Linked DNA regions of Mus musculus: regions 2 and 3 are each linked to region 1. A link is a loop called in an ENCODE intact Hi-C map of the cell type or tissue named here. Cell type or tissue: left cerebral cortex. All regions are shown on one strand. Each heading gives the region's core, and the rest is flanking DNA. Links, peaks and the distances in the headings are about the cores only. Region 1 has its middle 45 kb from the start of Gm32512. Region 2 has its middle 74 kb from the start of Gm22593. Region 3 has its middle 63 kb from the start of Gm32512.

Region 1 (10,870 bases), core at 1,453-9,452:
TGTCTCCCTTTTCATTTCTGATTTTGTTAATTAGGATTTTGTCCCTGTGCCCTTTAGTGAGTCTAGCTAAGGGTTTATCTATCTTGTTGATTTTCTCAAAGAACCAACTCCTCGTTTGGTTAATTCTTTGAATAGTTCTTCTTGTTTCCACTTGGTTGATTTCACCCCTGAGTTTGATCATTTCCTGCCGTCTACTCCTCTTGGGTGAATTTGCTTCCTTTTTTTCTAGGGCTTTTAGATGTGTTGTCAAGCTGCTAGTATGTGCTCTCTCCCGTTTCTTCTTGGAGGCACTCAGAGCTATGAGTTTCCCTCTTAGAAATGCTTTCATTGTGTCCCATAGGTTTGGGTACGTTGTGGCTTCATTTTCATTAAACTCTAAAAAGTCTTTAATTTCTTTCTTTATTCCTTCCTTGACCAAGGTATCATTGAGAAGAGTGTTATTCAGTTTCCACGTGAATGTTGGCTTTCCATTATTTATGTTGTTATTGAAGATCAGTCTTAGGCCATGGTGGTCTGATAGGATACATGGGACAATTTCAATATTTTTGTATCTATTGAGGCCTGTTTTGTGACCAATTATATGGTCATTTTTGGAGAAGGTCCCGTGAGGTGCTGAGAAGAAGGTATATCCTTTTGTTTTAGGATAAAATGTTCTGTAGATATCAGTCAGGTCCATTTGTTTCATAACTTCTGTTAGTTTCACTGTGTCCCTGTTTAGTTTCTGTTTCCACGATCTGTCCTTTGAAGAAAGTGGTGTGTTGAAGTATCCCACTATTATTGTGTGAGGTGCAATGTATGCTTTGAGCTTTACTAAAGTGTCTCTAATGAATGTGGCTGCCCTTGCATTTGGTGCGTAGATATTCAGAATTGAGAGTTCCTCTTGGAGGATTTTACCTTTGATGAGTATGAAGTGTCCCTCCTTGTCTTTTTTGATAACTTTGGGTTGGAAGTCGATTTTATCCGATATTAAAATGGCTACTCCAGCTTGTTTCTTCAGTCCATTTGCTTGGAAAATTGTTTTCCAGCCTTTTACTCTGAGGTAGTGTCTGTCTTTTTCCCTGAGATGGGTTTCCTGTAAGCAGCAGAATGTTGGGTCCTGTTTGTGTAGCCAGTCTGTTAGTCTATGTCTTTTTATTGGGGAATTGAGTCCATTGATATTAAGAGATATTAAGGAAAAGTAATTGTTGCTTCCTTTTATTTTTGTTGTTAGAGTTGGCATTCTGTTCTTGTGGCTGTCTTCTTTTTGGTTTGTTGAGGGATTACTTTCTTGTTTGTTCTAGGGGGTGATTTCCGTCCTTGTATTGCTTCTTTTCTGTTATTATCCTTTGAAGGGCTGGATTCGTGGAAAGATATTGTGTGAATTTGTTTTTGTCGTGGAATACTTTGGTTTCTCCATCTATGGTAATTGAGAGTTTGGCCAGGTATAGTAGCCTGGGCTGGCATTTGTGTTCTCTTAGTGTCTGTATAACATCTGTCCAGGCTCTTCTGGCTTTCATAGTCTCTGGTGAAAAGTCTGGTGTAATTCTGATAGGCCTTCCTTTATATGTTACTTGACCTTTCTCCCTTACTGCTTTTAATATTCTATCTTTATTTAGTGCATTTGTTGTTCTGATTATTATGTGTTGGGAGGAATTTCTTTTCTGGTCCAGTCTATTTGGAGTTCTGTAGGCTTCTTGTATGATCATGGGCATCTCTTTTTTTATGTTTGGGAAGTTTTCTTCTATTATTTTGTTGAAGATATTAGCTGGCCCTTTAAGTTGAAAATCTTCATTCTTATCAATTCCTATTATCCGTAGGTTTGGTCTTCTCATTGTGTCCTGCATTACCTGGATGTTTTGAGTTAGGATCCTTTTGCATTTTGTATTTTCTTTGACTGTTGTGTCGATGTTCTCTATGGAATCTTCTGCACCTGAGATTCTCTCTTCCATTTCTTGTATTCTGTTGCTGATGCTCGCATCTATGGTTCCAGATCTCTTTCCTAGGGTTTCTATCTCCAGCGTTGCCTCGCTTTGGGTTTTCTTTATTGTGTCTACTTCCCCTTTTAGTTCTAGTATGGTTTTGTTCATTTCCATCACCTGTTTGGATGTGTTTTCCTGTTTTTCTTTAATGATTTCTACCTGTTTGGCTGTGTTTTCCTGCTTTTCTTTAAGGGCCTGTAACTCTTTAGCAGTGCTCTCCTGTAATTCTTTAAGTGACTTATGAAAGTCCTTCTTGATGTCCTCTATCATCATCATGAGAAATGTTTTTAAATCTGGGTCTAGATTTTCGGTTGTGTTGGGGTGCCCAGGACTAGGTGGGGTGGGAGTGCTGCGTTCTGATGATGGTGAGTGGTCTTGATTTCTGTTAGTAGGATTCTTACGTTTGCCTTTCGCCATCTGGTAATCTCTGAAGCTAGCTGTTTTAGTTGTCACTGTTAAGAGCTTGTTCTTCAGGTGACTCTGTTAGCCTCTATAAGCAGACCTGGAGGGTAGCACTCTCCTTGGTTTCAGTGGGCAGAGTATTCTCTGCAGGCAAGCTCTCTTCTTGCAGGGCAGGTACCCAGATATCTGGTGTTCGAACCAGACTCCTGGCAGAAGTTGTGTTCCACTCACTAGAGGTCTTAGGATCTTGTGTGGAATCCTGTGTGGGCCCTTGCGCGTGTTGGGCAAGACTCTGCTGGCAGGTAGCCCGGGGCTCGAGTGGAGTGGAAGGGGTTTGTGCCCCAGATCAAGCCCGGGTAGCCTGCTTCCCTATGTACCGCAGTCTCAGGTTCCGCGCGATTGGATTGGGGCAGGCGCTGTGTTCCACTCACCAGAGGTCTTAGGGTCCTGTGGGGAGTCCCGTGTGGGCCCTTGCGGGTGTTGGGCAAGACTCTGCTGGCAGGTAGCCCGGGGCTCGAGTCGAGCGGAAGGGCTAGTTGATGATTTTTTAAAGTATTATTATTCAGTACCTCTCTCCTGAATATATAGAATAATCTATTAAATTATTTGATGCCCATTTAATTTATGCTTACTACATACACTATATATGCTTACCACAAGTAGTTCTGTTTCTTACTGGTTCAATTCATAGGTGACTTTTTTTTTTTTTAAAGACGGGATACAAATCCATTTCTACTGAGACTATAGTGAAACAAGAACATTTAACATAGCTAATGAAAACTATGAAAGCTATGGTTTTCAGGGACCATAAAATATTATTCTTTCAGCCCTACTATTATATGAATAAGTTTTTCATTCTAAAGAATACTTTCTTAATATAAAATGCCACTGACTCCTTTTAACAAACCATGATGTGTGTCCCCATTAGTCACATGCTGTTGTAGACACTTGGTGTGTATCACTAGAGTTTCTAATAGGATGGATGGATGAATAATAAACAGTAATTATGAATGTGTAAACATTGGTGCTGTGGCAAACAATTAGACCTCAATAATAGAGTTAAGGAATTACAGTTTTTAAGATGTTGTTTACTGTGCATGTGTGTTTGGGTGTATATGATGTGTGCATTTATCACATATTTCAAGATCAGTGAACAACTTTGTGGTGTCATTTCTTTCCTTCAAACTTTAGATGTACTCCAGGGATTAAGCTCAAGCTAACGGGCTTGCACAGCACTCCCCTCTAAGTCTGAGCCAACTTGACTGCCCCAGATATTGCAGTTTTAAATGGAATTTTAGAAAAAAAAACTTAATTTAGGAAATCATCTATAATCACAGGCTTGAAGAGGAAAGGGTATCACATGGATGTTTGAGCAATTAGCAGTCCTAAGGAGGGAATTGCTTGGTAAATTACAGGAAGAGCTATAAGCAGATTGAATATGTGGAATTAAGAAGGACTATAGGTTTAAGAAAAAAAGTGAGGTGTCAGAAAAGTGGGAATTTAGACACCTAGGGTCAGCAATGTTGGCCTTCACAAGGAGTTTGGCTCCTAGGCTAAATGAAATTAGGATCCATTGCAAAGTTTAGAGAGAAAAAGAGTGTTATAGATTGGCTGGCATTGGAGAAGGATCACTCCTGTTACTTTGTTGAAAATAGCCCACAAGGAAGAGATGGCTTCCAGTTAGGAAACATAGTAGCCTGAACAGTGACAAATCAGAGCCTGAAACACACTTGGTTGAGATTTTTTTAGAAAACTAAATAGAGATTTGAGTAGGTAGTTGGATAGGAAAGTGTGGTACTTGCAGGAGAGCTATTTGGCTGCTGATCTAAATTTGGGCATTATTGGCATGTATTTGGCATTAAAAGCCCCAGATGAAATGAGATCATCAGTGAAGGAAGCATAAGCAGAGAGCTACAGACTGCCTCTCTCAGAAATACATTATGTCTTTGAGAGAAACCTTATATATGAAAATAACCATTCATATAAATTTGTCAAGAATGTTAATGTTGAAAAAATAATCTCTTATGCCAGTAAGATCATCCTTTCATGGAAAACAGGGAGGACAATGGAGGTAGACATAATTACAACAAAGTATTCAGTAAAAAAGAAAATTACCATTCAAAACTAGTTCATATAGTACAATAATGAAAAGGAACAACAAGAACAAAAACAAAAACAATAAAAAAAGGAACAGAGCTGTATCACTTCATGGGAGAGTAGAAGTAATTTGTAAAGTTAAAATTTAGTTCTTGATTTGTTGGAGTAATTTTAACTTATATATTTTATATATAAGGTTTCCTATGGCTAACAGTCATTCAATGCAGAATCTTTGTTTAGAACATGTTGTATAACATGTTTAAAAGAATTATCTAAATTATTTTAAATGCATATTTCTGTTTAATCATAGTCATCTTACAAGTATTTTAGAGGCCATGCCTAATGATGAATCCCTGAAATCTCAGCACTCTGGAAGCAGAGGAAAGCAGATCCAAAGGGTTCCAGGCTAGCCAGGGCAATATAATGAAACCCTGCCTCAAAACCATATGACATTCATTCCTGATAATAACTAGTTTCATAGATGAAGTAAGAGAAAAGAGATCACACACTTGACGTAAAGCCTGAGATGAATTAAACACACTGCTTGCTTATATAAATTTGACTGTAGACTAGAGTACCAAGCTGGACTGCTCAAGGACTCTGGCCTTGCACATGTACAAACTGGCTGTACAGTGAGAACCTCTTCAGGTCTTCAGCATCTCTTTAGGACAGTGAGTCATGGGAACTTAGGTCTCTGAAATCACGAAGGTGTGGGGTGGGGAGATCTTTGTTCCTTTTGTCAATGATTCATTTAACACTAATTCATGAAGTAAGAGAGAATTCAGATTTACTAATAAGTTTTAAAAATGATTGATAACTCTTGGGGCTTGCTTCTGTGATTATGTTCCTGGAAACTACTGGGAACTAAACTTTGATGAAATGTAAAGTTCAGCCACATATACATGGAGGTCTATGTGGTTGGCAGAAACAATTATTACCATGACTGCATGGGCAATGGATTCACAGGGACACCCTGGGAGACTTTGAGCTTCTTTGTTGGTCAAAGCCTTGTCATAGTAAGGCAACATGTGAAGACACTGTCGACAACTATATTAGTCACGGCTAGCCTGTACACACATATTCTGTGTGATATGGACATAAATGAATGTAGTAGCAACCCTGCCAATTTGGGGGAGAATGTGCTGAGCTCTCCTCAGAGGGATACATTGCAGGCCTACCTTCCTCCTTCAACTTCCTTGGATCCTCAGGCTATGTTTATATCTGTCATCCTGGATTTACAGACAGGAACCTAGCATAACTGTACTCTGAGAGCCTCTACCCAGTAGCTGATGGAAACAATTGCAGAGACCCATAGCCAAACATTAGACTGAGTGCAGGGAGTCTTAAGGAAGAGTTGAAGGGAGGATTGAGCAACCTAAAGAGGATAGGGATTCCACAGGGAGATTAACAGAGTCAGTTAACCTGGACCCTTGGGTGCTTTCAGAGATGGAACCACCAACCAAAGAGCATACATAGGCTGAAACTAGGCCTTCCCACACATATGTAGCAGATGTGCAGCTTGGTCTTCATGCAGGTCCTCCAACAACTGGAGCATGGGCTTATTCTGACTCTGTTGACTGCCTGTGGATCCTGTTTCCTCAAAGGCTATCTTGCTGACCTCAAAGGAAGAGGAGTTGCCTAGTCCTGGGGTAGCTTGAGGTACCAGGATAGGATGATGGGCAGAGGGAGAATTTCCCCATTCTCAGAGGTAAAGGTAAGTAGTGCAGAGGGAGGAGTCATCTGAGGTGTTGACTTGGGAGGGGTGGGGGGCAAGCAACCAGGATGTAAAGTGAATAAACAAATGAATGGAAAAGAGAAAAAAAACGGAACAACAATGATTGATAACAATAAAGAAATAGATTTTTTGAATAAAATAATTAAAATACCAGGACAGTTTCTACTTAGATTATGTTTTGTTCTTTAGTGTTTTCTAGCTTTCTATGCTCAAGATCTCTATAAAATTTAGAGTGCTTGGTATAAACTTAAAATGGTGGGCCCTAAAATACACTAATAGGAGAATATAATTGTATTTACTAAGTTACAATGTATAAAATCTACGGAAAATGGATTCAAACCCAGTTTCCTCTTAAAATATATAGTAAGTAGGAAAAAAGTGATGCTTTTGCAAAATGATCTAAATGCTTCTTTTTCTTTTTATCTTATACTTTTGAGACATGGATTCTTACAACTTAACGAAAATCAGTTTGTTTCTGAAAAGAAGAAAGGGAAGAATGCAGAGATGATTCTTAAAATGAATTTAGTTATTATTAAATATGGGTTTAGTAGAGTTTTTGAGAAAAATGACCAAATTCCCAAAATGATTTCTGATTTTCCCAGATGTCTGAATCTATGCTATTAAAATCTGTGGGAGATAGAAACTGGTCACATGGGGCAGGAACCTCTTGTAACAATCCTGAGAATGTTTTTTACTGGATGCTAGCCATGCCTGAAGACAGTTCTATTTACCATTTTACTGTTATTTCCTTTCCTAAAAAACACCTCTGCTAGAGTTGTGGATGGCAGCTGGACATCCTGACTGAGCAGCTCATCCTCAGATCTGTGTCTCACCACCACTTCTGCTATAGGTCTACTAAAATGTCCCATTTGCTACTCCATGTAGCCTAGATCTCTTCCTCTTGTCTCTGTTTCCCCTTCTATCTCTGTGCCTTTTTCTCTGTCTCTGTCTCTGTCTCTGTCTCTGTCTCTGTCTCTGTCTGTCTCTGTCTGTCTCTGTCTCTCTGTCTCTGTCTCTGTCTCTCTGTCTCTCTGTCTCTCTCTCTCTCTCTCTCTCTCTCTCTCTCTCTCTCTCTCTGTGTTGTGATGGTCCACAGTCTTTATTCTTTCAAGTTGCAAAGCAAGGACATGAAAGCCACTGGCTTGGGTAGATTTGGTGGCCATCCGGTTATCTGGAATACCCTTGGTTAAGCTGCCTAACATCTGAGAAAGGCTCCATTTCTCTCAAAAATACTTCAGGATTCCCATATCAACAACATATCTGTAAATCAGCTCATTTAACAGCATGGAAGACATTTGATATTATATGGCAGCAACTGTTTTAAAGGTTTATATATTGAGAATAACCCACCAGAGAGGAAAAGGAGGTCCTCCACTATTTCCATAGTATAGTGCAAATTTTATCACTTGATTGATATTTTACTGCTCTGATTTCATTATTTTAAATGCCAATATTTTGTTTGAATTTTATGTTTATTACAAGCTTGTCTGTTTAATCTGAAAAGACAAACAAAGAGAAAACATGTATTTGATACCCTTTGAGAATACTTAGGATAACATCATTCCATACATAGACCCTTAGAGAAGTGAAATCCACTTGCAGAGAGAGGTTGATATTTGTGAAACTTCCTCCTCTCTCCTTTTATTCTTTTTCTCTCTTTTTTTTTCATAAAAATCTGACTATAGTTTACTAATCACCAAATCTTCTGAGTCCTTCTCTTCCTCTCACATCTAGATCCAACGCCTTCTGTCTCTCGTTAAAAAAACAAAGAAACATCTAAAAATAATCATAAAATAATAAAGAAAGATAAAACAAGAACTAATAAATCAACTAAGATAAACTGTTCTTGTAATTTTTTTGTATTTTGTTTTTTGTTTTTTTGAGACGGGGTTTCTCTGTATAGTCCTGGTTGTCCTGGAACTCACTTTGTAGAACAGGCTGGCCTCGAACTCAGAAATCCGCCTGCCTCTGCCTCCCCAGTGCTGGGATTAAAGGCATGTACCACCATGCCTGGCTGTTCTTGTAATTTTTTGGATCGCTGTATATGAGAGAGCATGTCCATCTCTGAGTCTGTGTTTCTAGTGTCTTTTCTTTGATTATTTTTGTTTGTTTTGATAACCACATTTTAAAAGAGGGCTTTAATTAATTTTTTGAGACTTTCACACATGAAATTCTCTCGTCTTTGTCTCACTTTTCAAATCCATGACCACATCTTCCTTATTGTTACATATGTGTACACAGAGATAAGTGCAGCTATCACCTCTTGACATATACATTTGAGGAGTTGCTATAGATTGAAACTACCACTGAGATCCACAACTGGTCAAAATATACAGAATAAGTGACCAGGTGGTTCCCCCCCCCAAAAAAAATTGATACATATACAATGCAAACCCTACTCCTCAGTCTCAGGGAAAATCATGGAAGATGGATGAAAAGATTCTAAGGATCAGAGGACCAAGGGTACCTTCTACTAGGTAAAGCCTTCTAAACCGGATAGCTGTCCCTATAAAATCTCAGCATTGTGGTTGTCAATATATTACCAGTTTGTCTAGGCATCACCAGTTGACATAACAACCCAGATGTGGTGGAATGAGTTTCTAAGAGAGGAGAATTTACCAGATGAGCTCCTTGGTAACTCTCTATTTCAAAGTCATCAACTCCAATTACATGTCCATATGAAAAACACTAAATGGTATCAGTAGGTTGTACATGTATATGTATGCTTGTGTAACAACAGTTATTAAAGAAGAGGCCATAGATTTTAGAGGGAGTTGGAAGACATGGGAGGAATTGGACAGGGAGAGAGGACTGGAAACAATGTAAATACATTATTCATGTATGAAATTCCCAAGACATAAATATTTAAGTAAAAAGGAAAATCTTAAAAGCAACTAAAGTAATACTAAACTTAAAAATAGTGCAGTGAAATTAATGTGAAATGGTTATTTTTCACTGGCTCTGAGTTCTATCACCATATCTCAGCTGGTAGGAAAAAAAAACTCCCATAACCTCTCCTTTTACCTGAGTTCTTTGTGCCCCACTCACATAATAAATGAATAAATGAAGAGATAGATAGATTAGATAGATAGATGATAGATAGATAGATAGATAGATAGATAGATAGATAGATAGATAGATAGATTGATTGATTGATAGATAAAGACAAAATAGAACTAAGGACATTGGTAACTGTTACTATTTCTAGGACAGACACTAAAATAAATACAGAGCAATTTGGGGGGTGTCTTACCTTGCATGTTATTATGTTAAGTAGAGAAATTGATGCTGCTTCCCAACACAGCCTGGCAGCATGTTCGTAGAAAAAAGACAGTCTCTTGGTGCAAACTAGCTGGGATGTGACCGACAACTCTGATTTGTTCTAGAATCACAATCATAAAAAGACAGCTTTGATGAAAACAATATGAAGCTGTCATATAAACTTTAAGATTAAATTTGGTTAATTCAATAACTTGTGGTTTGAGTATGAATAAGTACAGATGTACAAAGGTGGAAGTCAGCCCTCTCCTCCTGTCCTACTTCTCTTATTGCTTCTGTCACTGCATTGCTATGTATGTGAGATTTGTCAGATTCTCCCATCATTACCTTCCATGTCCTTAACAAGTGTTAAGACTGCTGTTACAGAGGTAAGGCAGCACATCTGGATCCCGTACATGGGTTGGAAGGCTCCACTGCAGGGTTGTATGGAAAATACACTTACGTGCTGAGCCATCTCTCTGGTCTTATAATATAAACTTGATGCTCACAGTCAAGCAATCCTTGGATGGATCACTGGGCCCCCAATGGAGGAGCTAGAGAAAGTATCCAAGGAGCTAAAGAGATCTGCAACCCTATAGGTGGAACAACATTATGAACTAACCAGTACCCCCGAGCTCTTGACTCTAGCTGCATATGTATCAAAAGATGGCTTAGTTGGCCATCACTGGAAAGAGAGGCCCATTGGACTTGCACACTTTATATGCCCCAGTACAGGGGAACACCAGGGCCAAAAAGTGGGAGTGGGTGGGTAGGGGAGTGGGGGGAGCGTATGGGGGACTTTTGGGATAGCATTGGAAATGTAAATGAGGAAAATACCTAATTAAAAAGAAACTTGAAAAGGTGTTGCAAAGTACTTAAAAATTATCTGGTGCCTGGGTTCCTTCCTTCCATAAACTAGTCATGTTTCCGCATGAAAGACACTCACACAGCTTTGATATTTTAGTGTGTCTTAAGCAACACAATAGCTAGGCAACTGCCTAGCCTCATGCTCTTAGAATCTACTTTTCCATTGATAACTCAAGTTATTACTTACTATGCTTCATCTGGGCTGCTCTTAGTTCCAACCAGGCACCCTCTGGGCCATGTTCTCTTGGCGCAGAGGTCATGGCGACTCTTCTAGATTTTCTATTCCATGGTTGCTCTGTCTCTCTCTTCTTCTTTGTGGTTTCTCCCCTGAGAAACCTAAACCCCACCTATGTCTCTTCTCTCAAGCTATTGGCTGCTGGCATCTTTATTTACCAATAAGAATGAACAGGAGCAGTAAGAAGAAGTTTCAGACAGTGGTTTCTCCAATTTTAACAAGGATCAGAGTCAAATGTGATGGATTTGCTTCTCACACATGTCCATCATGGGCTAGTTGGGGGCTCGACATATTTCCTTAGTAACCTGGGTTGATGGA
Region 2 (10,870 bases), core at 1,822-9,821, 120 kb before region 1:
TTTCAACCAAAACTTATCAAATGAGATGGGACATTTCATACTCACCAATGGAAAAATCCATCAAGATGTCCTCTCAATTCTGAACATCTGTGACCCAAATGCAAGGGCACCCACATTTGCAAAAGAAACTTTACTAAAACTCAAAACACATATTGAACATCACACAGTAATAGTGGGGGACTTCAACACCCCACTCTCACCAACAAACAGATCATGGAAACAGAAACCAAACAGAGAAACTGTGAAACTAACAAAAGTTATGAACCAAAAGCATTTAACAGATATCTACACAACATTTCACTCCAAAACAAAAGTTTATACCTTCTTCTCAGAACCTCATGGTTCCTTCTCCAAAACCAACCATATAATCAGAAACAAAAACAAGCCTCAAAAGATACAAGAAGATTTGAAATAAGTCCATGCATTTGATCAGATTACCAAGGATTACAGCTGGTCTTCAATAACAACGAAAACAACAGAAAGCCCACCTACTCATGGAAACTGAGCAACTCTCTGCTCAATGATAACTTGGTCAGGGAAGAAATAAAGAAAGAAAATAAAGACTTTCTAGAATTTAATGAAAATGAAGACACAGCATACCTGAACTTATGGGACACAATGAAAGCAGTGCTAATTGGAAAATTCATAGCATTAAGTGCCTTCATGAAGAAATTGGAGAGATCCTACACTAGCAACTTAACAGCGCATCTGAAAGCTCTAAAACAAAAAGAGGCAAACATACCCAAGAGGAATAGATGGCAGGAAATAATCAAACTCAGAGCTGAAATCAACCTATTAGAAACAATGAGAACTATACAAAGAATCAACAAAACTAAGAGCTGGTTCTTCTAGAAAATCAACAAGATAGATTAAACCCTTAGCCAAACTAACTAATGGGCACAGAGATAGTAACAAAATCAGAAATGAAAAGGGAAACATAATGAGAGAAACAGAGGAAATTTTTTAAAAAATCATATCTTACTACAAAAGCATAGACTTAAGAAAATTAGAAAATCTAGATGAAATGGATGATTTTCTAGAAAGATACCTAACATACCAAACTTAAATCGAGATCAGGTAAACTATCTAAACAGTCCATAACCCCGAAGGAAATAGAAGCAGTCATTGAAAGTCTCCAAACCAAAATAAACCCAGGGTCAGATGGTTTTAGTGCAGAACTCTATCAGACCTTCAAAAGAGACCTAATGCTAATACTCCTCAAACTATTCCACAAAATAGAAACAGAAGGATCACTACCTAATTCATTCTATGAAGCCATAGTTACACTGATACCTAAACCATAGAAATACCCAACAAAATACTTCAAACCAATTTCAGTTATGAATATATATGCAAAAATACTCAATAAAATTCTCACAAACTGAATCCAAAAATTTATCAAAATGATCATTTACCGTGATCAAGTAGGTTTCATCCCAGGGATGTAGGGATGGCTCAATATACAAAAATCCATTAATGTAACCCACCATATATACAAACTCAAAGAAAAGAATCACATAATCATCTCATTAGATGCTGAAAAAGCCTTTGACACAGTATAACACACCTTTATGTTAAAAGTCTTGGAGAAATCAGGAATTCAAGGCACATACCTAAACATAAATAAAAGCAAAACACAGCAAACCAATAGCCAACATCAAATTAAATGGAAACTTGAAGCAATCTCACTAAAATCAGGGACAAGATAAGGCTCGACATTCTCTCCCTATTTACTCATTATAGTACTTGAAGTTCTAGCAAGAGTAATTAAACAACAAAAGGAGGTAATAGGGATACAAATTGAAAAGGAAGAAATCCAGGTATCATGATTTGCAGATATGATTTTATACATAAGTGACACCAAAGCTGATAAACAACTTCAGCAAAGTAGCTTGATATAAAATTAACTCAAAATCAGTAGCCTTCCTCTATACAAAGGATAAATGTGCTGAGAAAGAAATTAGGGAAACAACATCCTTCACAATAGGCACAAATAATAATAAAAAAAAAAATAACTAACCAAGCAAGTGGAAGATCTGTATGGCAAGAACTTCAAGGAAAGAAATAGAAGACCTCAGAAGATGTAAAGCTCTCCCATGCTCATGGATTGGTAGGATTAACATAGGAAAAATGGGCATCTTACCAGAAACAATCTAGACATTCAGTGATATCAACATCAAAATGCCAACACAATTCTTCACAGAGATAGAAAGAGCAATTCTAAAGTTTACATGGAATCACAAAACAAACAAACAAACAAACAAGAAACAAAAACAGCAACAACAACAACAAAAAAACCCAACCAAACAAAAAAACAGGATAGCAAAAGCAATTTCCAAAAGTAAAAGAGATTCTGGGGGGAAATCACTGTTCTTGACCTCAAGCTGTACTATATAGCAATAGTGATAAAACCATATAGTATTGATACAGAGACAGATAGGTACATCAATGGAATGAATTGAAGACCCAGAAATAAACTCACACCCTTTTGGGACTTGATATTTAATAAAGAATTCAAAAACATACGGTGGAAAAAGCATCTTCAACAAATGGTGATGGTCTAACTGGTGATCTGCATGTAGAAGAATGCAAATTGATCAATTTTTATCTCCTTGTACAAAGCTCAAGCCCAAGTAGATCAAGGACCTTCACATAAAACCAGATACACTGAATGTTACAGAAGAGATAGTGCGAAATATCCTTGAACACATTGCCACAGGGAAAAATTTCCTCAACAGAATATCAATGACTCAGGCTCTAAGATCAACATTTGACAAATAGAACCTCATAAAACTGAAAAGCTTCTGTAAGGTAAAGTGTACTATCAATAGGACAAAATGGCAACCTATAGATTCGGAAAAGATCTATATAGCCCTACATCCAATAGAGTGTTAATATCTAAAATATACAAAGAAATCAAGAAGTTAAACTCTAGAAAACCAAATAATCCAATTTAAAAAGGGGGAATACAGGGCTAAACATAGAATTATCAACTGAAGAATCTTGAATGTCCCAGAAACACCTAAAGATATGTTCAACATCCTTGATCATCAGTGGAATATAAATCAAAACAACTCTATGATTCCACCTTACACCAATCAGAATAGCTAATATCAAACACTTGGGTAACAGCAGATGCTGGCAGGATATGGAAAAAGAGGAACACTCCTCCATTGCTGATGTGATTGCAAGCTGGTACAACCACTTTGGAAGTCAATCTAGCAGTTCCTCAGAAAATTGGTAGTTCTACCTGAATACCCAGCTATACCACTCCTGAGTATGTACCCAAAAGGTGCTACAACATGTAATAAGGACACATGCCCCACTATGTTCATAGCAGCCTTATTTATAATAGGCAGAACCTGGAAACAACCCAGATGTCCCTCAACACAAGAATGGATACAGGAAATGCATATACAATGGAATACTACTTAGCTTTTAAAAATGATGACTTCATAAATTTTTTAGGCAAATGGATGGAACTAGAAAATATCATCCCGAGTGAAGTAGCCCAGACCCATAGTGACATACATGGTATGTACTCACTGATAAGTGAATATTAAGAAAAAAAAATCTCAGAATACCTATGATACAATTCCACAGACCATATGAAGCTTAATAATAAGAAGGGCCAAATTGTGGATGCTTATATCCTAGTTAAAATGTCGAACAAAATAATCATGGGAGGCAGATGGAGAGAGAGTCTTGGGTGGGAAAGGGGAGTGGGAGGAGAAAAAAAGGGGGCAGGATCAGGTATGGTGGGAGATAGGAGAAAAGTCCAGAGGTCTAGAAGAATAAATAAAACTATGCAGCAGTGTGTGGTGGGGAACGTGAGGAACCACTAAAAAATCTCAGTCACCAGGGATGCAAGCAGCTCCTAGGACCCAATGGAGATGACATTAGCTAAAATGCCCAGTATCAGGTAGATAGAACCAGAAGAGACCACCTCCTATAGATAGACATGGCCTCCAGTTGAAGGATGGGGCTACCTATCCATCTCACAATTTTTAACCCAGAACTGTTCTCTAAATGAAATGTAGGGACAAAAATTGGAGCAGAGACTGAAGGAAAGACCATCTGGAGAATGTTCCATGTTGGGATCCATCCCACCCACAGACACCAAACCTGGACACTATTGCTGATGACAAGATGTGCTTGCAGACAGGAGCCTGGCTTAGCTGTACTGAGAAGCTCTGCCAGAACCTGACTAAGACAGATACAGATACTCACAGCCAACCATTGGGCTGAGCCTGGGGACCCCAGTGGAAGGGTTAGGGGAAGGACTGAAGGAGCTGAAGGAGATTGCAACCCCACAGGAAGAACAACAGTATCAACTAAATGGAGCCCTTAGAGCTCCCAAGACTAACGAACCAACAAGCATACATGTGTGGGTCTGTGACTCCTGCTACATAAGTAGCAGAGGAATGCCTTATCTGGCCTCAATGGGAGAGGATGCATTTGGCCCTGTGGAGGTGTGATGCCCCAGAGAAGAGGGATGCGAGAGGGATGAGGTGGGAGTGAATGGAAAGGTAGGGGAGCACCCTCTTAGAGGGAAAAGGGAAGGAGGATTGGATGGGGAATTCATGGAGTGGGGCTCGGGTGGGAGACAACATTTGAAATATAAATAAATAAAAAATATTTTTACGAAAGAGAAAACAATAAAAACTGAGCAGACATTATACACCTCCCTCAAGAGATTTTAAATTTTTGATTTAGAGGAAATACACTGTTCAATGAAAAAATGGTGACAAGCAAGGATTTGCTGTCTGTTTTGTGTGCAATTACGCCATTCAGCTTCCAGAAGTGTTACGTCTGGATGACATAATGGTTTGAAGTGATTTAATGAATGGACAAGCATAAAAAGTGATGTCACTGAGAAATTAGCTTCTAAATCAATTGAGGAGGCTGAAGTTAGTACAGACACAAGTATATTTGGTAGGTGTTTCAGAGAGAAAGAGGGATTCAGTCTCCATCTGGCGTGGGTGGGTATTCACTTCCCTCAGGAGATCTCAGCAATACTCTGTGGGCACAGATCTCATGATGTAAATTTTAGAATTGTTTCTAAAAGTTGGCACATAAAACCAACACTTTAGCCTTAGTCTGAAATAAAGTGAAGAATCACTTCTACTGAGCATAAGTAGCTACTTCAATATTTTTGAAGCAAGAAAAGCTGAGCAGATTTGGAGATGGGATAGTCAAAGTGCTGGGGTTATTTTTGCCTAATAAATTAGGTTAGCATTTTTCTAATTATATTATCTCTCTCTGATATTATGACATCAGCCATGAAGTGTAGATCATGAGACATACCACTACATATCTTACATATTTTGTGGCCTGATAAGTTTTTCAAACAAATGCCATTCATTCAGTTGATCATGAAACTGATTTTCCAAAAGGCGACTTAAACCATATTAATTTATATGCTCACACCAGAATATATTTATTGGAGGGTTACAGGCCAGCCAAGTATTCTGCCATTGATGAATAACTCAGCAACCTCAAATAATCTCTTCCAGTTATTTTATGTTTAATTTAATCTCCAATGCAAATATTTTATAAGAAAATGCTGAAATTGTAAGATAGCTGCATATATTTTCATAAGTACTTTAAGTTACTGGTAGCTTTTGGGACTTTTATTTTTCATGGTTAATGTTGGAATGTAGTTGAAGCAGCTTCAATATAACCCTATACTTTAAATTGACTTATAGTTGCTATTTTCCAAAATAAAAATAAAAGTAGTATTTTTAATGAAGCTTGCAATTGTATTTGTAATATAAACTATTATAAATCAATGCACTGTGGATATTTTTAATCCATTAAATTTATGGCTTTTGGCTAGTAATAAATTAAATGATAACTTATATTAACTGCTACTAGGGGCTAAGTTACTTGATCTAGTTCATTTGTTCCTTCCATCATCTTTTCCAGACTTCACAGGTGAGTAAACAGAGACACAGAGATGTGAGGTAGTTTGAATGATGCCAGAAGTCAGTATGTGGCAGAGCTACAATGTATTCATAGGTGTTCTGACTTGAGTATGTGTTTATAACAAGCAGCTACCTTGTATCTCAAACAGTGGGTGGAATCTTGCATTTGTCCCCTAGTTCTTTTAACTGAGTTAGTATGCTAATTTTGAAATATTGACAGCTCATTTATTAAATGGTGACAATATTTTTATCTCTTGTGATGCAAACACTACCATTTACATTTAATGGCTGATTTGGAAGGCAACTTGTAAAAAGTGAATTTCTTTAAGTGCATATAAAGTTAAGTATAGGAGTAGGGTGAAGGACCATGAAGGAAGATGGTTTGCCCATAACAGCTTGTCATAAAGGAAGTGATTCAAAGTACTGTTTTTAGAGTTTTTGTAAAAGAGTTTTGCCTGTCTATAATGAGTGTTATGCAAACAAAACTAGACAGACCTATTCTGAAGAGCAAGTTGTTTGGTGAAGTTTTAAGGAGTATAGGTAAAATGACCATTTCTTCACAAATGTTTAAATGGAAGAGTAGAATTTTGATTCAAGGGAATTAAGGAATATCTCAGAAAAGGTCATCAAATTAGAACCACACCAAATTAAAATGTTTTTATCTGGGCTGACAAAATCCATTATAGGGAAGAGATAGCCTACAGAGTGGGAAAAATATTGACCAGCTATGCAACTGACAAAGGGTTAATATTCAGAATATATAAAGTACTAAAGATGTTGAACACTCAAGTCTATAATAATCTAACAAATAATCTAACAAATGAATGATGAGTTGGGCAGTTTTCAAAGACTAAGTACTACTAGTCTTTAACTATCAACCTATACTTGAGATTCCTAAAGTAGAAACCTTATCCCAGTCAGAATGTCTACCAGCAGACACAAATGCTGTTAAGAATGTAGAGGATCTTAGGCTACTGGTTTGCTGTATATTGCTTTTATTATGCTTAGGTATGGGCCTTGAATTCCTAATGTTTCCAAGACTTTTATCATGAATGAGTGTTGGATTTTGCCAAATGCTTTCTCAGCATCTAATGAGATGATCATGTAGTTTTTGTCTTTGAGTTTGTTTATATAGTGGATTACTTTGATGGATTTCTGCATATTAAACTATCCCTTCATCCCTGGGATGAAGCCTACTTGATCATGATGGATGACCATTTTGATGTGTTCTTGGATTCTGTTTGTAAGAATTTTATTGAGTATTTTTTGCATCGATATTCATAAGAAAAATTGGTCTGAAGTTCTCTTTCTTTGTTGGATCTGTATGTGGATCAGGTAGTTGTGGCTTCATAGAATAAATTGGGTAGAGTGCCTTCTGTTTCTATTTTGTGAAATAGGTTGAGGAGAATTGGAATTAGAATAAATGGAGAGAAACTTGAAGCAATCTCACTAAAATCAGGGACTAGACAAGGCTGCCCACTTTCCCCTACCTATTCAATATAGTACCTATTCAATATAGTTTTAGCCAGAGCAATTAGACAACAAAAGGAGATCAAGGGGATAGAAACTGGAAAGGAATAAGTCAAAATATGACTATTTTCAGATGATATGATACTATATATAAGTGACCCTAAAAATTCCACCAGAGAACTCCTAAACCTGATAAACAGCTTCAGTGAAGTAACTGGATATAAAATTAACTCAAACAAATCGGTGGCCTTTCTCTACACAAAGGATAAACAGGCTGAGAAAGAAATGAGGAAAACAACACCTTCCGCAATAGTCACAAATAACATAAAATGCCTTGGTATGACTCATACTAAGGAAGTGAAAGATCTGTATGATAAGAACTTCAAGTCTCTGAAGAAAGAAATCGAAGATCTCAGAAGATGGAAAGATCTCCCATAATCATGTATTGTCAGGATTAATAGAGTAAAAATGGCCATCTTGCCAAAAACAATCTACAGATTCAATGCAATCCCCATCAAAATTTCAACTCAATTCTTCACTGAGAAAGGGCAATTAGTTAATTCATCTGGACTAACAAAAAAACCTAGGATAGCTAAAACAATAAAAAAACCTCTGGCAAAATCACCATGCCTTACCTCAAGCTGTACTACAGAGCAATTTTGATAAAAACTGCATGGTACTGATACAGTGACAGACAGGTAGGTCAATGGAATAGAATTGAAGACCCAGAAATGAATCCATACACTTATGGTCACTTGATCTTTGACAAGGGAGCTAAAACCATCCAGTGGAAAAAAAGACAGCATTTTCTTTTTTTTTTTTAATATTTTTTATTACATATTTTCCTCAATTACATTTCCAATGCTATCCCAAAAGTCCCCCATAACCCCCCCCCCCACTTCCCTACCCACTCATTCCCATTTTTTTTGGCCCTGGCGTTCCCCTGTACTGGGGCATATACAGTTTGCGTGTCCAATGGGCCTCTCTTTCCAGTGATGGCCGACTAGGCCATCTTTTGATACATATGCAGCTAGAGTCCAGAGCTCCGGGGTACTGGTTAGTTCATAATGTTGTTCCACCTATAGGGTTGCAGATCCCTTTAGCTCCTTGGGTACTTTCTCTAGCTCCTCCATTGGGAGCCCTGTGATCCATCCAATAGCTGACTGTGAGCATCCACTTCTGTGTTTGCTAGGTCTCACAAGAGACAGCTACATCTGGGTCCTTTCGATAAAATCTTGCTAGTGTATGCAATGGTGTAAGCGTTTGGAAGCTGATTATGGGGTGGATCCCTGGATGGCAGTCTCTACATGGTCCATCCTTTCGTCTCAGCTCCAAACTTTGTCTCTGTAACTCCTTCCATGGGTGTTTTGTTCCCAATTCTAAGGAGGGGCATAGTGTCCATACTTCAGTATTCATTCTTCTTGAGTTTCATGTGTTTAGCAAATTGTATCTTATATCTTGGGTATCCTAGGTTTTGGAGTACTACTCAGCTATTAAAAAGAATGAATTTATGAAATTCCTAGCCAAATGGATGGACCTGGAGGGCATCATCCTGAGTGAGGTAACACATTCACAAAGGAACTCACACAATATGTACTCACTGATAAGTGGATATTAGCCCCAAACCTAGGATACCCAAAAGACAGCATTTTCAACAAATGGTGCTTGCACAACTGGCAGTTATCATGTAGAAGAATGCAAATTGATTCCATTCTTATCTCCTTGTACAAAGCTCAAGTCTAAGTGGATCAAGGAACTCCATATAAAACCAGAGACACTGACAATTATAGAAAAGAAAGTGGAGAAAAACCTCAACGTTATGGGCACAGGGGAAAAATTCCTGAACAGAATAGCAATGGCTTGTGTTGTAAGATTGATAATTGACAAATGGGACCTCATAAAATTGCAAAGCTTCTGTAAGGCAGAAGATACTGTCAATAAGACAAAAAGGCCACCAACAGATTGGGAAAGGATCTTTACCAATCCTAAATCTGATAAGGGACTAATATCCAATATTTATAAAGAACTCAAGGAGATGGACTCCAGAAAATCAAATAAACCTATTAAAAATTGGGGTACAGAGCTAAACAAAGAATCCTCAAGTGAGGAATATCAAATGGCTGAGAAGCACCTGAAAAAAATGTTCAGCATCCTTAGTCATCAGGGAAATGCAAATCAAAACAGCCCTGAGATTCCACCTCAAAGGAGTCTGAATGGCTAAGATAAAAAATTCAGGTGACAGCAGATGCTGATGAGGATGTGGAGAAAGAGGAACACTCTTCCATTGCTAGTAGGATTGCAAGCTGGTACAACCACTCTGGAAATCAGTCTGGTGGTTCCTCAGACAATTGGACTTAGTACTACCGAAAGATCCAGCAATACCTCTCCTGAGCATATACCCAGAAAATGTTCCAACCAGTAAGAAGGACACATGCTCCACTATATTCATAGTAGCCTTATTTATAATAGCCAGAAGCTGGAAAGAACCCAGATACCCCTCAACAGAGGAATGGATACAGAAAAAGTGGTTCATTTATACAATGGAGTACTACTCAACTATTAAAACCAATGAATTTATGAAATTCTTAGGCAAATGGATGGATCTGGAGGATATCATCCTGAGTGAGGTAAACAAATCACAAAAGAACACACATGATATACACTCACTGATAAGTGGATATTATCCTAGAAGTTTAGAATATGCAAGATGCGGCTTGTAAAACATGAAATTCAAGAAGAAGGAAGACCAAAGTGTGGATACTTTGTTCCTTCTTAGAATGGAGAACAAAATACCCATGGACGGAGTTACAGAGACAAAGTTTGGAGCTGAGACAGAAGGAAGGATCATCCAGAGACTGCCCTACCCAGGGATCCATCCCATAAACAACCACCAAACCCAGACACTATTGCATATGCCAGCAAGATTTTGCTGACAGGACCCTGATATAGCTATGTCTTGTGAGGCTATGCCAGTGCCTGCCAAATACAGAATTGGATGCCCAAAGTAATCTATTGGATGGAACACAGGGCCCCCAATGAAGGAGCTAGAGAAAGTACCCAAGAAGCTAAAGGGGTCTGTAACCCGATAGGAGGAACAACAATATGAACTAACCAGTACCCTCCCCCCCCCCCCGAAAGCTTGTGTCTTTAGTTGAATATGTAGCAGAGGATGGCCTTTTAGTCCATCAATGGGAGGAGAGGCCCTTGGTTTTGATAAGATCATATGCCCCAGTACAGGGGAATGCCAGGATGTGGGAGTGGGTGGGTTGGGGAGCATGGTGGGGGGAGGGTATAAGGGACTTTCAGGGAAGCATTTGAAATGTAAATGAAGAAAATATTTAAAAAAAAAAACAAAAAGAAAGAATGTAGAGGATCATGCCAGTGGGAACATATATTAGTGGAGCCACTATGTGTTTTGGGAAATATTTTAAAAAATGAACCTGCCAACACTCAGTGGGGCCAGGCCATGCTCC
Region 3 (10,870 bases), core at 1,856-9,855, 110 kb before region 1:
TTTTTCACAGAAACTTCCTCAGAAGCAGTTGCATCCCAGGAACACATAAGTCAGGGAGAAAATATGTAAGTGAAGTGAACAGTAAAGACCAGAATAATAAGATGCTTAGGGGTGAAATTTGAAAATAAAATGCTCATTAATGTTTCCCAAATGCTATAAGGAGAATCTAATGTCAGTTCTCTCTTTCTGGCAGCCGACATCAAGAAAGGTCACAACACAATATTCATAAGCTACTACAACAAATATTTTCGACTTAGAATATGCAGAATTACTCCTGGTTCTGAGTCCTCAGTAAATTTACTCTAAAAACAGTTTTAGATGGGGACTGAGAAAGGGCTTGTTAATAAGATGAACAATACTCTCAACAAATAAATATGCACATATTCCACAAGGGGGTTTTCTTAATCTTATTTCATTCAGGTTTTTTTGTAGAACAATCTTACAGTTTAGCAGAAGAATTATGAGAGCCAAATACATAGTCCAGACATGTGGATATCTCACAATTGTTTGTGTGTGTGTGTGTATGCATGCACATATGTTCATTTGTGTGTGGGCCTGTACTCTCTGCACAACTTTCCCCTATTTATTATTTGTGCTTTGTCCTTCAGATAGCATATTTTCCCATTAGAATTGTGAATTTGAATATGTTAGAGTAGGAGGCTCTTTCAACTCTACAGGGGGATGAGCTGAATGAGTCCTGAGAAGTAAGCCAAGATTTTCCCTGAAAATAAGTTTGAGTTTATTGTAAGCATTTGAACAGATGGATGATGGAACCCCCCCAAAATATGGTCAGAAGAATTTTAGGTCTGGAACAGTTTCAATGTGGGTGGGTATAAATGCCCACCATAGCCATAAAAATAAATTCTAAGAAAAGCCCCGTGGAACATCTGAAGTTTGAGCACACTAGCTTCCTGTGGAATGTTCCAGGATAAAATGAAGCCCCACTGCTGGTATGTTCAACCCATGTTCAGCCAAGTATAAATTCACAGTGATTATTCTCTTCCTATGAACATTACCTCAGCTCCAGGCTTTGGACTTCTAATAACTTTTGGCAATATTTTCAATTACAGAATTACCAAAAATTTTAACATAAAGTATTTTTCTAAAAGAAAATGCTATTATTAATTTTAAGTCTGAGTCATATATATATATATTTAAGAAGCAACAATGCTAATGAAAAGTCTTGGAAATAACCCCACCACTTTAGCTTGATCTTTGAGTAGACCATGTAGAACTCATATTGTGTGTACATCTCACTGATTTTAAATTTAGGTAATTTCAGCACTCTAAAGATCCATTGTTTTTTCAAGGACTGAAATAATCTGTTTCTCTATCAAGAGGAGATTAACTCCCAAAGCACTTGCATTGAGAAGCTTATGTTGATCTTGCAACTATATGTTATTTAGTCTTCTAGGTATTAAATAAAAGCAAAACCTCTGGCATATAGACAAGCAACTATCCTGGTCTAGATAATAAACTAAATGGTAACACTATCCTCTTCTGGTATTTGGCTTTGTCGTCAATGCCAATGCCAATCCATACAAAGAATATGGACTATATTTCACAATGGCTATTGGTAAAATTGGTCACAGAACATGTAAAGACTACTTACCTGAGAACCTAAGACATTCAGTTTATGGATTAGAATTTACCACAATGAACTATTAACTGATTTCTTATTGGGCAGATGTGTGGCTCTTTAAAAAGAGTGACCTGTAGACACTGCTAAACCATGTTATAATACATGTAGAAAAATTTGAACTCATAGTTAGAATTCCTTAAATACTTATGAAAGAAAGAAAGCTGTGTCCAAGAGCTTTATGTAGATGGAGCTTTTAGAAAGTAGGGGGTCCACACAGCATGAGAAGCAGCCTTCTGATATAGTCATAGAGATGGCTGAGATTCTCAAAGGCCAGAGCAATTGACCTTGCTTTACACAGCTGGGATGAGTGACAGAATTCAAGGATCAACTTGAATCTGACTTTCCCTGACCTCTTTCAGCAACTTCTGGCTCTAGTTACTTTTCTCACATTAAGTCATTTTGCTGTATATGACGATAAGAGTCACAACCTTCTGTGAAGGTTTATTTACGAAAGTCCCTTTAAGACACAGAGGTATAAAATCACAGAGACTGAGCCAGACTGCAAATACCATGGTTCAGTTTTCTGATCCCAGCTAAGATAACTGTAACCGTCAATGTGCTAAGATGTGAGGCCATAGTTAGAATTAAATTATTTCTGTTGGGAAAGAAACTGCTTGTAGTTTCCTTGCTGAAGACCTTTAGGACTCCTACAGCCTAGGTAGAACTGGTTAGTCTTCCTTTGCATATTGACTACATCTTTAATGTATTTCTGTTATATTTATCTTCTCACATTAAAACATTTATTTGTTTACATGTTCATCTCTCATTCAAATGACTGAATTTTATAGTGGAACAAACCATTACTTGTTTGTTGTTGCTTTCTTAATGCCTCACATAGAACAGAATCTATATTGGGGTCCTCATGTTCAGTCTGATGGTTGGCTGTGAGCATCTAAATCTGTACATACTTAGAACTATATAACCACCACTTGCCTTATTCTACTAATATTCATTATCCCCACAGAAAAACCCTAAGCACACTGAAGAGTTACTCCTTATTTTCTTAATTTCCCAGCCTCTGGAAAAATGCCCATCATCTTTCTGTATCCATGATTTTGCCTAATCAGAATATTTTCAATTAATGGACCATACCATATGTGAGATCTTACATGTTATCTTTTGTTAATTACAGTATCTTTAAGGTTAGTTCACATGGTAGTATATACAACATTACTCTCAGCTCCATGGAAGAATAGTAGTCCCGTTTCTGTGATTGTGAGTGTTTATACACATTACATATATTACCTTTTGTTTATCTGCTTGATAAAAAAAATCTGCTTGATGGACTTTGAGTCTTCACTGTTTGCTTCTTGCAATGTATGCTGCTGTGAGTAGTTCATTATGCACATTTAAGAACCTATTTGAAAATCTTTCAGGTACATATCTAGGAGAATATCACTGAAATGAAACATGGTAGTTCTATGTTGTACTTTATGAGAAACAGATGGACTTCTTCCCATAGCAACTGGAGTTGTACATTCTGATTAGTGAAGGTTCTAACTATACCATGTCTTTGTCAATACTTATTTTGTTTTTAAAATTAATTATTCTTTGGCATTTTTGGATACATGAGAATAATATCCTCTGATTAAACTCATCCTTCTATTCTCATTTCCTTCCAAACTTCAGTATCACCTACTTTCTTTTCATCAAGTTTGCAGCCTGCTTTTCATGTCTTTTTTCTTTGTGACCTATTGATCTTACCCAGGGCCACTTGAGTGGGCATTGTTAGGAAACTATCAATAGCAACAGTAGCATGGCTAATTCTCCAGTGGTTATGATGGCACTGAAGACAGACTTTCCTCCAGCAGTTCTCCACTGTCATTAACTTCCTCCTGGCAGCTTGTGACTGTGACTAAATGTTAACTGGCTCAGTCTTATTAAGGTCCTAAGCATGCAGAGTTCAGGAGTGCTATAGATACGCCATGCTCAGAGGAGAGAATTTCATAACCGTTCTCCCCATTACACATTTTTTTTATTACTATGGCTCTGTAATATAACTCAGAATCAAGGTTCTAACAGTTTTCTTGTTTTTTTCAGAATTGCTTTTGGCTCTTTGAGGTCTTTTGTATTTCCATGTGAATTTCTTTTTCTGTGAAGAAGTGATTTGAGACCTTGATTGGGTTTTCATCAAATCTGTATATTGTATTTGGAAGGATAGATATTTCCTAATATTAATTATTCCCATCCTGGGTGCTGGATTTCTTTCTGTATTCTACTGTCATCTGCAATCTCTCTAGAAGTTTGAAATATTCATTGTAGCAGCATTTCACTTCCTTAGTTAAGTTTAGTCTAAGATATTTTGTTTTGTTTTGGGGCTGTCGTGAATGAGACTGTTTCCCTGATTTCCTTATGTTTGTTGTTGGTATATTCAAAGATTACTGGGTTTTGTTTGTTAATATTATAACCTTTGCTGAAAGTATTTATCAGCTCTAGGGGTGTTCTGGTAGATCCTTATGTTTAGAATCATGTCATCTGAGAATAGAGACACATTGACACTTTCCTATTTGTTTTTTTTTTTTTTTCTCTTGTCTTATTGCTTTAGCTAAGACTTCGAACACTACTGGGGGAAAGGACAACCTTGTCTTATTCTGATACCTGAACATCATACGCTGAGGCAGGGCTGGTTGACTCATCCCCCACTTCTGTTGTCTCTGGTATATGTTGTGAGTCTCTGAACACATCTTACCTGTGTCAGCTCTGGACTGTTCTTTGCTTCTGAATGCTCTCCCACCATGAGTTCTCAAGAATTGGTATATATATGTCATCTTAGTGGGTATAGCATGGGACCTTAATTTGGTTTTGATTTGCATTTGTCCAAAATTCATTGTTTTAAGTATCTTTTCACATGCTCATTAAAATTGTCTATTTAAGTCTTTTTTTTTTTTTTTTTTTTTTGCCAAATTTTAATTGGGTTGGTTTTCTATGTGTATTATGTCATCTGAGTAGAATACAACAATAACAAGTATATGGTTTGCATATAATTTTTCCATGCTGTGCCTTTTGATGTTTTAAACTATGATGAAACACACAGTATGTGCATATGTGTGCATGTGTGTCTCTCTCCTAGTGTACATGTGCTTATTGCTTGTTTCTTGCACTTTGATGTCATATTTGAAGCTTTATTACCAAGTCCAAGGCTATGAATATTTACACCTATGTTTTATTCTAAGAGCTTTATGATGTTAGCTCTTATCCATTTATATTTAGGAGTAGATTCATAAACTCTTCCTACAAGTGACTTGCTAAACTTTATCATTGCAATTCCTTTAAAGTCATATCTACTATTTTCCTATTTTTTTTTGCTTTAATTTAAATGGTAAATCTTCCTTTTTAAAATTTCCCCAAATGTTTAATAGTTTCAAATTATAGTTTATATTCCATCTTTAACAGGCTTATTTTAAATACAATTACTCTATAGAGTTTTTCATATAAGGTCAAAAAGGCAAAGGGAGAGCTTTGGATCTAGCGTAAGAACTTGGGCTAATTACATACTTGGAAGAGGGTAGCAGCATGATCTATCTGACTTATGTTCTGAAGGATTGCTTTGACTCTAGGCTGACATCAGAAGACTAGGTAACAGAGTATGGGAGATTACTGACATAATCCAGAAGCCAGATGGAAGCTACTAACAAGTTCAGTAGCTGTGAAAGTGGCAGGAGAGTACAAGCAGATGTACTCTCTGATGTGTGGACTATAGGCTGTGACAGAGAAAGAGAAGTTAGGTGCTAATTCCAGCAGATAGGAATAAAAGACCACCAACACAAGTGGCTAAATTGGAACAAGCTTTTTTGTTGTGTGCAGTAGAATATTCCTGCTCTAGCAGTCATCACCCCTGATGTGTGTTACAGAGATCAGCCCTGGACATTGGGGAAGATAAGGTTTTATAGCTTAGTAGTAGTAGAGTTCAAAATGGTGGATTTGGCAAGAATACAAATGGGAATCATAGAAGCAGAGCATAAGCATAACAACTTGGTCATAACAGCCTCCTGAAATACGACCTGGGTACAAGGTGGTCATAACAAGATTGTTATAACACCTTGAAACAAAGGCATGCTTGCCATGTCTTAGAACAGGCAGTACAGAGCCAAGCTTGGTACCTGATGTTACAAGTAGGGCATAGCCCAATTCTGAAGAAATGGAGATTTAAGTATAAACAGGAACAAACCTAGCTTGTCTTTTCTATAAGATGGCTTTCAAGCCCAAGAGGAAGGCAGGCTGTTTTCTCGTAGGCATAGGTCTCTTTGTACTTTTCAACTAGCTGTTATTGTTTTCTTAAAATCTAACATTTCTCTATCATATAAGTAGAGCAGAATCGTGTTACTTCAAATAAGCATATTCTGGAACTGGAAGCCAATGAATTGAGTTCTAAAATGTTTCCTATTTAAATATATCTATAAATTTTTTGTCCTAGTACTTGCTTAGAAGTGTGGCTCCTTTGAGTTCTTTGAAGAAAGTCAGGACTCTTCTGCTGCTGGAGATGTGCTGCTTGCTACAGCTCACCATTGGCAGCAGATGTGCTAACAGGGTGTCTTGGAATTGCCCTAGCAGCTTCTGCCAAGGAAATAATTACCTGAAAAGATGTATAGGGGAGAATTCTCAGCAATTGCCACAATGTAGAGAGGGGACTTCCATTTTTCTTTTGTTTTATTCTATTACAAAGGTATAAAGTTTCTATTCTTTAAAACACTGGAATTCTCCCACCTGGAAACATGATTTTAAGGCCAGCGTTTGTTTATTGTGGTGTAATGTCTTGGTAAAGGAAGAATCAAGAGACTAAAACTAAGGCACTACTGGCAGATATAATGATTGCTACATCTTCAATACTGACTTCATGTCTCCGAAAGCCTTTTCCTGTTGTTGGTTGCAGTTGTTAGCTGAGTGAGATTGTAAACATGGTAGTGAGTAGCCTTCCATCTTCATGGATGCAGTAACCACCCTATTCATGTGAATTCAATGAACATTGTGCTGTCACCTATGGCTCTTAGAGTCTGTCCTCCAGCATCCAGCTGCTGCTTCTTTCTCAGGGTTAGAAAGGAGCAAGGAAGGAGACTGTTGTCAGAGAGTTGCTAATTGTAAAGAGATGGTAAATAGTCTACAAAAATATCCCCATCTTAAACTCCCTGCCCTGGCTCTTCCCTAAGTGAGCCTCTGCTTTTCTCACTTTGTGCTTCTGTGGAATCATGCTTGGTTGTCTTCGAGCTGTTCAGCTACATTGCATTTTGATCCATGGGGGCACCTTTCTGAGACCCCAAAATAGCTAAAGTGAAAATTCTTGGGTAGAACCTGACATCTAAATTTTCAAAGCTTCCTAGGGGATTCTACAACCCTGTCAAGTTTGATAACCCCTGTACTTCATTCTTCTGACTCTAGCCAGGCACACTAGACAAAATTCATGTCAGCAAGCTGTGTGTGCTTGTGGATTAGTTTCCATCACATCCCTGTGAAATCCTCAGAAGCAGAGCCTGGCTGTGTGGAATGAGAAGGGAAGTGCTATGCAAGTATAGAACTCTCATCATTAGACTTTCAGCAGACTTTTGACATGTATGGGTTTTACAAAAAGTAAAAGTTTCTTTATATGTCACTTAGCCAAGCTACACATTAATTATTGGAGCTGAATTCTGCATGCTAGCACAATGAAGGCTTTAAAAAAACACCTTATTTTCACAAATGCTGTTTTGGTTATGAAACTCAACGATATCATTCAGAACCCCAAAATCAACTTTTGTGGCTATTTTAAGGAAGACCAATTAGTATAAAACAAGTAATTAAACTTGATTTTGCTTAATTGCCAGTGTAATGTGTCTGGTTCTCATCTTTGAAATGACTAGAGGCTGAAACTACATTTTTCACATTGGCATTTTAGTGTTTATAAAATTATAAAGAAAAATGTAATTAGACTGAATGATAGAATTAAAAAATTGAAGACCAGTGTGAGCATAAATTTGACAAGAGTTTCTCTATTTTGTAATTCATTCTTTGATGTGTGTTTATGAGTGTGGTGGTAGGCATGTACATCAGAAGTCAAAGTTGCTTCCAATATGTGTTCCCTCCTTACCTTGGAGAAACAGTTTCTTTCATGTTTCTACCTTGTAGTGTACTTCAGGTTAGCTGGCCCCAGACCTCCCATTTTGATAGAGGAGTGCTGGAGTTACATACCTACATACACACACACACACACACACACACACACACACACACACACACACTTGCATCTCGTTTTTTCCAGGGATTCCAGGGATTAAATCAGCTCTTACACAGCCCATGTTTTATCTCTGCCATTGTTCTGGGCCTTATATTGTATTTAGTGACATACATTTGAGGTTTGGAAGACAACCTAAGTTTATGTTCTTACTATGTTTCCTTGGATAATTTATTACTTCTTCATGTTGATTTGTTTTTGATATGCCAATCAGAGTTAATAACAATTCCTTATAGTGATTACTTTGAAGATGAAATGAGATAGTTAAATGAAAATACTTGCAATACTGCAAAATGCCAGAACAATGTTGTCATGCAGAAGATGAGCCACATTAATGGTGTGACTTTGCTTTTCTGTAATTTTGGTAAATGTGACTGGAGACACTTTAGGGACATGTTGTTTGATTTATTTTTTGTATTTATATCCTCACTGTAGAACGCAGAGCTTGGACACCAGCATTTCAGTAGACGTCATCCTGACAGTTTTGGCTAGCACTGCTCTTTGTGAAAGCAAGGTAATGAGCTGGGAGCAGAGTTCCTCGTGTATATGACCCTGACTATACTCTAGGGCTTAAAAATCTACATTTCCCTCATTAACATGAGACTCTAAACTCTTCAGTTAATAGGCTCAGACACAAATTTATCCATATAGAAAGCTACTCTTTTTTTTTTTTTTTTTTGTCTTAGGCTCCGAACATTTCTAATTTAAGTGCTAAACTAAATAGTCATTTGAGAAAAACAACTGTGTCTTATTAACAGAGGGCCTAGCAGTTAATGTGTCTCACCACCCCAAAGCATAAGTTGCTCTTTTATAATAAATCAGTACTTGGGCATTGCATTACTAATCTTAGTGATTGACAGTGTCTGATTCTTTCTAAGACTCTCGTGTTCTCTAGCTTCTGGGGAATACTGAGGAACAAAAATGATACTAGGTCATGATCACCTTGGCTGTTCATTTCAGGTTTGCTACTTGAAAGCAGAAGTGGGGGCAGGCAGGATACCAAGCTGATTCATGCATGTCTGGGTGTGTATGAGGATAGAAGTGGAAGCTTCAGAGGCCAGTTTATTAAATGGGGAATTAGGACTCTTGTCTCCAATTTATCAACAATCTGTTTATCAAATTAATAACAAGAAGTTTCAGGAGAAGTTAAGTCACCCCAAACAAAGACAACTGAGGAAATGTGAGTTTAGATTAAGAATAGTTTATAGGTTCTTTGAGGGAATGGGAACCTACTTGCTTTCCTTAGTCTGGGCATGCTATTGACTAAACTGTGCCTTCAGGAGATATTTGAAGCCCCAGCCTCCAATATACAAGTGTTTAGAAATGGGCCTTTAAGGAAATAATTATCACTAAATCATGTAGAAATAATAGAATCCTAACTGATTATGTACCAGAGTCTATATAGAGAAGAAGAGACCTTAGGAATTTCTTACACACACACACACACACACACACACACACACACACACACACACACACTCATCATGGAGGACCTGTCCAAAAGTTGAGGGGAGAGACCTCATCAGAAACCAGCCTGTGTTACACCATGGACTCAGGCAGTTTAAGAACTAGCAGAAAACAGTATCTATTATTTATTAGTGTGGGACATTGGACCCACCAATTATATACATAATGACACAGAAACTTTTTAATACTTTTTAGCTTAGGTCTATTAGCCAAGGCAGTCTCCCAGCTGCTCTAATCCAACTAATCCTGCCATGTGGTCAGCTCTCACTCTCTGCTCTGATATGGTCTGTCCATTCACCTCTGTGATCCCTGGTGAATCTCTCATATCTGCCGTTTCTCCCAGCATTTCTCTCTCTGCCCAGAAGTGCTGTCTCCACTTCCTGCCCAGCTATTGGTCATTAGCTCTTCATTACAACCAATCAGATACAATTCTAGATTGCCCTAGGCAAGTGAGGATGAGCACATATTTACAAAATTTGAGTTGACCGGCCATAGAAATAACAATAGCAAGATCCTGCCAGTATATAGCTCTCTGTGGGTACAAAATTAACAACTGACTTTACAGAGGTGCACCCTCACACAATGTATTCCAACAGTTCATGTCTTGCCACCCAATATGTGGCAGTTTTTAGGGGAAGCAGCTCTAGGAACAGTATGATTTTGTGCATGAATCTTAGAAGAGAAAAAAAATGTTTAATGTAAAATAAAAGAGCTGACATTTATCAGCTGTCACTGTAATGAAATACCTGAGTGGAGCCAATCTAAGAAGGTTTACTTTAGCTTCCAGTTTTAGTTTCAGGGCCCCATTGTTTTGGACGTTTACTAGTAAAGCCCATCACAGTGGAACATAGGGGAAAGAAAACTTTTGCATCTTATGGTCCTGCAGGATGTAGAACTCTGGTCCAAATCTGCACTACAAGGAAATGCCCCAGTGACTTAATTTCTTCTAATAGGCCCTACTCTGATTTTTTCATCTTCCAACAGTTTCACAGCCTGGTGACCCTTAAACCATGGAACATTTCTAGGTCGTGGCACAGCCAGATTGCAAAGGTTCTTAATCAATGTTATCAGAGACTGGAGCTTTAAAATGTGGCTGTGAAAATTACTCTTTCTAGTGAGAACAACTTCAGGACCCAGGAAGAGCCAAGTGGCTACAGTGAGCAGAAGGCAAGTGGTGAGTGTCAGAGGTCAGTGAATGATAGGTGAACTGGGAAGCAGCAAGAATAACTATGGATTCCTGTCTCAGTACGGCAGTACAGCCGAGCTTAGGAGGGCACATCTGAAGATGCAACTTGAACATAATTAGGATCACCAGGATGACTGTCAAGAATAAGAAACCCAATCTTACACAATGTAGTACTACTCAGCTATTAAAAGCAATGAATTTATGAAATTCTTGGGCAAATGGATGTATCTGGAGGATATCATCCTTAGTGAGGTAACCCAATCACAAAAGAAGTCACTTGTTATTCACTCATTGATAAGTGGATATTAGCCCAGAAACTTAGAATACCCAAGATACAATTTGCAAAACACAAGAAAATCAAAAAGAAGGAAGA

What was found. Hi-C counts contacts between places; a loop is a spot of excess contacts. Peaks named below come from ENCODE experiments on the same cell type or tissue, not always from the same donor. Only the 100,000 strongest peaks of a DNase experiment are listed, where the experiment ranks them.
Region 2: it touches region 1 in a loop (7-fold over the local background); 2 of 42 quality-filtered maps call a loop at or near these places.
Region 3: a loop joins it to region 1, with 2.4 times the contacts of the local background. A loop is called at or near these places in 2 of 42 quality-filtered maps.

What each region holds. Positions count from the first base shown.
Region 1 is chr17:94,126,703-94,137,572 of GRCm38, reverse strand. No RefSeq gene overlaps it. Among named protein-coding and RNA genes, the nearest start is that of Gm32512, 45 kb to the left of the region's middle. In left cerebral cortex, for the core only: no CTCF peak of the experiment used is centred there; DNase peaks (open chromatin) are centred at 3,675, 4,150 and 5,014; H3K27ac peaks cover 279 bases.
Region 2 is chr17:94,249,113-94,259,982 of GRCm38, reverse strand. No RefSeq gene overlaps it. Among named protein-coding and RNA genes, the nearest start is that of Gm22593, 74 kb to the left of the region's middle. In left cerebral cortex, for the core only: no CTCF peak of the experiment used is centred there; DNase peaks (open chromatin) are centred at 3,546, 4,130 and 4,989; H3K27ac peaks cover 2,040 bases.
Region 3 is chr17:94,233,939-94,244,808 of GRCm38, reverse strand. No RefSeq gene overlaps it. Among named protein-coding and RNA genes, the nearest start is that of Gm32512, 63 kb to the right of the region's middle. In left cerebral cortex, for the core only: no CTCF peak of the experiment used is centred there; a DNase peak (open chromatin) is centred at 5,301.